2 separate regions of the Homo sapiens genome follow, and region 1 is linked to region 2. Evidence: read pairs that join two places in POLR2A ChIA-PET (ENCODE). Cell type or tissue: Panc1. All regions are shown on one strand. Links, peaks and the distances in the headings refer to the core of each region. The heading gives the core; the rest is flanking DNA.

What was found. ChIA-PET counts read pairs that join two places held together with the same protein. Peaks named below come from ENCODE experiments on the same cell type or tissue, not always from the same donor. Only the 100,000 strongest peaks of a DNase experiment are listed, where the experiment ranks them.
Region 1: POLR2A ChIA-PET joins it to region 2 with 6 read pairs; 2 of 35 experiments call an interaction of 5 or more read pairs at or near these places.

Annotation. Positions count from the first base shown.
Region 1 is chr12:76,355,377-76,358,304 of GRCh38, forward strand. It overlaps OSBPL8 (oxysterol binding protein like 8), which reads right to left. Exons shown (of 24, transcript NM_020841.5): 23 at 1,250-1,352; 24 at 1-645. The coding sequence ends at 513. Among named protein-coding and RNA genes, the nearest start is that of BBS10, 8.4 kb to the left of the region's middle. In Panc1, for the core only: no CTCF peak of the experiment used is centred there; no DNase peak of the experiment used is centred there; H3K27ac peaks cover 869 bases.
Region 2 is chr12:76,525,559-76,528,486 of GRCh38, forward strand. The region is part of intron 1 of OSBPL8 (oxysterol binding protein like 8); the gene reads right to left. Among named protein-coding and RNA genes, the nearest start is that of OSBPL8, 33 kb to the right of the region's middle. In Panc1, for the core only: no CTCF peak of the experiment used is centred there; no DNase peak of the experiment used is centred there.

The DNA.
Region 1 (2,928 bases), core at 258-2,757, 170 kb before region 2:
CAAATGATTTTAACAGTAGTGTATTGAATTAATTATGTCTATTATTCCATCATTTCTCAATCTGTAATTCCTTACTGATAAAACTTTTGTGCCTGTTTTATGAAGAAAATAGATTACATATATTTATAAGATTGATAGCATTTTTTGTTATGAACAATGTTAACATTATATCTCAGAACATACTATAGAATACAAAGACTACTGTCAGGTAGGAGTACATAAGAGACAATTGTGTATACATGTGGGTTTATTATACTCATATGTAGACACATTCTCACAAAAGCTAGAAATGTCCTGGCACTTAACACATAGCTCACTTTAATAATCAAATAGGATAGCTCTTGTTTCAGTGTGAAGATAAAAGATACGAAAAGTCAATACCTCTACATTTATCTCCTAGGTTTTTTTGTTTTCGGAATATTGTGATTTTTAATAAAGACCAAACCAACTTGAACACTGGTCCCAGGCCAAATCAGATCTTTCTAGTTCACTGATTCAATGGTAGAGAACTTCTACTTGAACATGAAGTTTATTATGACTTGAAGCAAAATCAGGAGGAAAATGATGAAGTAGTCTTTTTGTTGCAGAAAATAATCCGTGGCCGGTGTGCTTGAAACTAAATGATTTCGAAGAGCCATAATATTTCTATAAAAATAAGCAACAACAAATTTTGTAATGATTTGCCAGAAATGTTGGCATAGAGCCCACAATTTGATATTAAACAGTCACAGAGCATTTAATGTTAATAATTTTTAGTTGCTGGGTCATGGGGTGGTATGTAGGGGTGGGGGGGGGCGGGGTCTGGGACTGCAAAGAGGAATACTTAAGGGCTCAGGGAGTAAATATTTACCCAATGTTATGGATGTATTTCAATATTTCAACTGATGCATTCCAATGAAATAACAGCCATGCACAGAGGGGACTATAGAGGCCTTTGTTAACTGACTTTCTCAGAAACAATCCCACCTCCACATGCAACCCAGCTACATTCCTAGCATGCTATAGGAGTAAAATAAAGTGATTCCAATTCTACCCTTACAGAGAAAAAACAACCTCTCCTTCCTTCCCAAGTATTTTAGTGCTGGAGGAATTTCGTAAGTGTCAAACATCAGGTGATAGAGGCTAAACATTGTATTTTAGCTTAGCTAAATGTTATAAAAATATGAAGTCTGCATATGATTTCCCATATAACAGGATTCTTAACTACTCCTTGGTCTCAAATGAATAGTCAGTGTCATTATATTATTACCTTTTAATTTCTTCCTGTGTTTGTTTTATAGATTCGATGGAACTCTGAATGTCTCCCAGTTCTATTCCTTTCTTTCTTCTTGTACTTGGTTTTACTGATTGAGCTAAAAAGACATTTAGAATGAAGTTGAAACTATAAAAATAATCTACAGTTCAATTTAATGTGTCTCATGTAATAAAAATTTTCCTGGGCATTTGTTTTTGTAGCCTAGAGATTAGCATAGTAATATGAATACTCTGCACTTTTGAAGTTTCAAACACATCATTGCAATACTAGAACACTACAAATATATTTAAAGTACTACACATTAGTTGAATTTTGGATGGCACCAGTTTTTTTAACTAATTAAAACAGAAATAATTCATTAGAAATACATATTAACTTGAGGAAGGTATTACTCTCTTCTGTTCCTTGCCCATTTGCCTACCTCTGAAGTCAGCTTCTTGAGCCCTTTTTTCCAATTTTTTATTGTGAGTGTTTAGTTACCTAAACTTTAAATCCCTTTCGACACCACTTCTGCAAATTTTTACTGCCAATCAGCAAGCTGTACATGTTTTTCCAAATTCCCTACATATGCATTCCTTCCTTTCCATTTTTGTTCAGATCCTACTTAACCTCTCTGCAAGTGTCAGCTTTCTCATTTTAAAAATAGGGATAATAATACCAGACTTCACAGGGTTGTTGTAAGGTGTATTTAACATACAGTCTGGCACAAATTAATTACTCAATAAATGTCTGCTGATACATTATAGTAATATAGTAAAGTGGATGACAGGGTGAATTAAGGAGCCAAAAAATCTGCATATATAACATACATATACCTACTTATGGGGTATGTGACCTTAGGCAGGTTAACTTGTGTCTCAGTTTCTTTTCTCGTAAAATGGGAATAACAACAATACAACCAATACTCTCTTCTAACACACTGGTATGCCACATGACTCCTGCTTTTAAACCTTTATTCGGTTCATTCCTCTAACTACTCTAGTATGTTACCCCTACCCCACTCTCCAAGCCTAGATTGCTATAATCCATTAGAAATCTTAATAATTCATCAGGATTCTAAGAACTTTCCCTCAAACTGAATTGAGCTCCCTCTCCTTTAAACTCTTTATCACTTGTCATCTAATTTCTTAGTAATCTACCATTTATTCACTTCTAGTGTTATCTTTATAGGTTAAAATGAGCTCCCTAGTTCAGTGTAAACTCAGTAGAGATTATGGCTTAAAGTTTTTTTTTTTTTGTCATGTCACAAACATCACTTTAATCCTTTCATGATTATATCTCAATGTAGTTCAAGATACTTTACACATTATCTGACTCGAATAAGAATGGAGTACAATTTAAGCTAGCAGTTGCTAAGTTTTATATTTTTATTGTCTGTCACTTCCAAACACTACAGTAATTTATTCTGGAAATGAAAAACATTTTTGAAGCATGGAACTGAGTTCAAAGCTCAAAAAATGCTTCTGAATTCAATCTAGGGAACCATCAGCAATTTTTCAGAGGTTAACAAGGCATAAGAGGTAGCTACTACTAGAGTGTGGTTCTTTTTTTTTTTTTTTTTTTTTTGAGACAGGGTCTCACTTTGTCACCCAGGCTGGAGTGCAGTAGTGTGATCTCGGTTCAGTGCATCTTCCATCTCCGGGGTTCAAGCAATTCTCGTGTCTCAGCCTCCC
Region 2 (2,928 bases), core at 177-2,676:
ATTTGAACTTTAAAACGTCTACTCTCAAATTGGGGGGAAAAAACTTAAGACTACAACAAAATTAACTGCAGATCAAATATGACAAATATTTTAACTTTGAATTATTGGACAGAGGAACTGAAAATTGAATATTTACCTAATACATGAAGAAATAACTTATCTTTGAGGGAGTATAAAAAATAAAAGAAAAATGTCCCCAAATGTAATAACATTTTAAACATTTACAAAAATAAAAAAACAAAGGGAAAACTACAAAGGTAAAAACTGTAATGTACAAAGAACCCATTCAATTATGTAAAATATTAAGACTTCATTTATTTCACTGAACTAGTATTTTTGAATACCTACTACGTGCCAACCATTGTGCTAGGTGCTTATCCCTGAAGGGAGAGTTACTACAAGGGAGCACAGGAGAGCCTACTGGGGTGCTGGAAATAGTCTATATCTTCACTTGAATAGTGGTTACTTGGATATATACATAGGTAAGAGTTGTGGACTTCAGTGTAAGTTGTACATGAAAAGTTCATTTGTGTTGCTTTCCACTTCTGCTAACTGTTCTTATACACACTATTTCAATTTTAATTCACAGAACCTTGAAACAAATTTCTACATAGAGTATTACATGTCGTCTTATGACAGACGTTTTAAACAATCCAGGAGGAGAAAACAGATGTATACATTTAAAAAAAGTTTCCATTAATAGAAAATAATTACATCAGTGGGTTCTATTTATTGATATATATATCACAAAAGTATTAATTGAACGTTTTTCAAATGTTTATTTCTCCATCAGCCACATACTTTAATTATGCCGCCAGTTATGAATTTAATGATTTTCCCCCATATCAACATTTCTCAGTAGTCAGTGTACCAATTTCATAATTTTTGCTATGCACTACTAGTATACAGTTACTTAATTTTTTTTTACTGGCCTTTAACTTTGATTAGCCTCAACTAATAAAATCCATGAATTTACTGGCTTAAGTCAAAAGCTGCATATTTTCTAATATATAATATATAACTGTAAAAATTACACGAGGAGATACACAAATGTTATACTTGCTATCAGTAAATCTCTTTTTTTTTTTTTTTTTTTTTTTTTTTTTTTTTGAGACAGGGTCTCACTCTGTCACCTGGGCTGGAGTGCAATGGTGCGATCTCGGCTCACCACAACCTCCGCCTCCCGGGTTCCAGCAACTCTCCTGTCTCAGTCTCTCAAGTAGCTGGGATTACAGGCGTGCACCACCATGCCCAGCTAATTTTTGTATTTTTAGTAGAGACAGGGTTTCACCATGTTGGCCAGGCTGGTCTCGAACTCCTGACCTCAGGTGATCCACCGTCTCAGCCTCCCAAAATGCTGGGATTACAGGTGTGAGCCACCATGCCTGGCCAGTAAATCTCATTTTTAAGTCCAGAGCTCTATTGAGAACTAAGTGTGAACCACTTTACACCTCTGGACCTCAGTTTCCTCATAAGTAAAATTATGAGGCTAAAATGTCAATTACTGACACTCATTAAAATTCTAATATTCTACAATCTAACAGCCAGCAGTTTTACCTGCTGTCTATATATTGCTGACATAATCACTGCAATGCAAAAGAATGTAAGGTATACGGTACCACCTCAACTTTAAGGTCCATATTAGGACCTGTCTTTAGAGTAATAAATTAAGGAGGGTGGTGGGCCGGGGTGGGGGGGGATTGTGCAACATGAGGCAACTTACAATAACTACAACCAATCAATAAAGTACATTAATTACAGTTTTCTAAGGTTTTTCAACTTCAATTAAAACCCTTTGATCCTACCTAATCAGGAAAAAGTCAGCTCTTCAAAAGAAAAATCAGTTCAAGTAGGAAACCAAAACAATATGTTAAACATTTTATTACAACTGAAATATACATATATCTCCAATCTTTTGATGGAAAGCCTTATCATCGAGTATAAATCTGTCAATTAGAATTACATATCTTCCTTGTTTAAACCACAGCTATAATACATGGGTCTGAGAGCTCTACGGGTAGTTCTTTAAAGTGAAGCAAAATTTAAAACATTTGTAAAGCCATCAGTTTGGAGAATCCTACATGTTCCAATTACTTTCCTACCTTTTCTAGTTATCGAATTATCTTATCCATACCAAGACAGGCCCAGGGAAATGCCTACAAAAAACATTGAGTTGCAATACAGAAGAGTCCTGAGCTTAGGGAACCCAAATATTTTATAATGGACAGCAAGAATGCCTGCCTTTTCTTTTCCTAAGGAGGAAAATACTATCATTATCTTCCAAGGCTGCTCACTAGATAAACATTCTTGAAAAGGTAGTCTAGAGTAACAGGCAGTCAGTGCTTTACTTGCAAGATATGCAGAAATGCAAGAAATCAATAAAGAGTTGTCTTCCAACTGTCTGTTTATCCCTGTCTACTTAACTGCTACCAAATACAACCCCCTGTAGCATTTTACCTTCTAATATATAAGCATTATTGTTGGCCAGGCACGGTGGCTCACACCTGTAATCCCAGCACTTTGGGAAGCCGAGGTGGGCGGATCACGAGGTCAGGAGTTCAAGACCAGCCTGACCAACATGGTGAAACTCTGTTTCTACTAAAAATACAAAAATTAGCTGGGCATGGTGGCACATGCCTGTAATCTCAGCTACCTGGGATGCTGAGGCAGGAGAATTGCTTGAACTGGGACCTGGGAGGCGGAGGCTGCAGTGAGCCAAGATCATGCCACTGTACTCCAGGCTGGGCTACATGCAGAACGAGACTCCGTCTCAAAAAAAAAAAAAAAAAAAGTATTATTATTAATAACAGAAGATGAAATCATGATTCACGAGCCATTTCTAAGAAACTTCACTCTTGTAAATAAGAGTTAGTTTTGATTACCAGAATTTTTTCTATGTGCTTTTAGACAATTTGAACAATCCTTTTA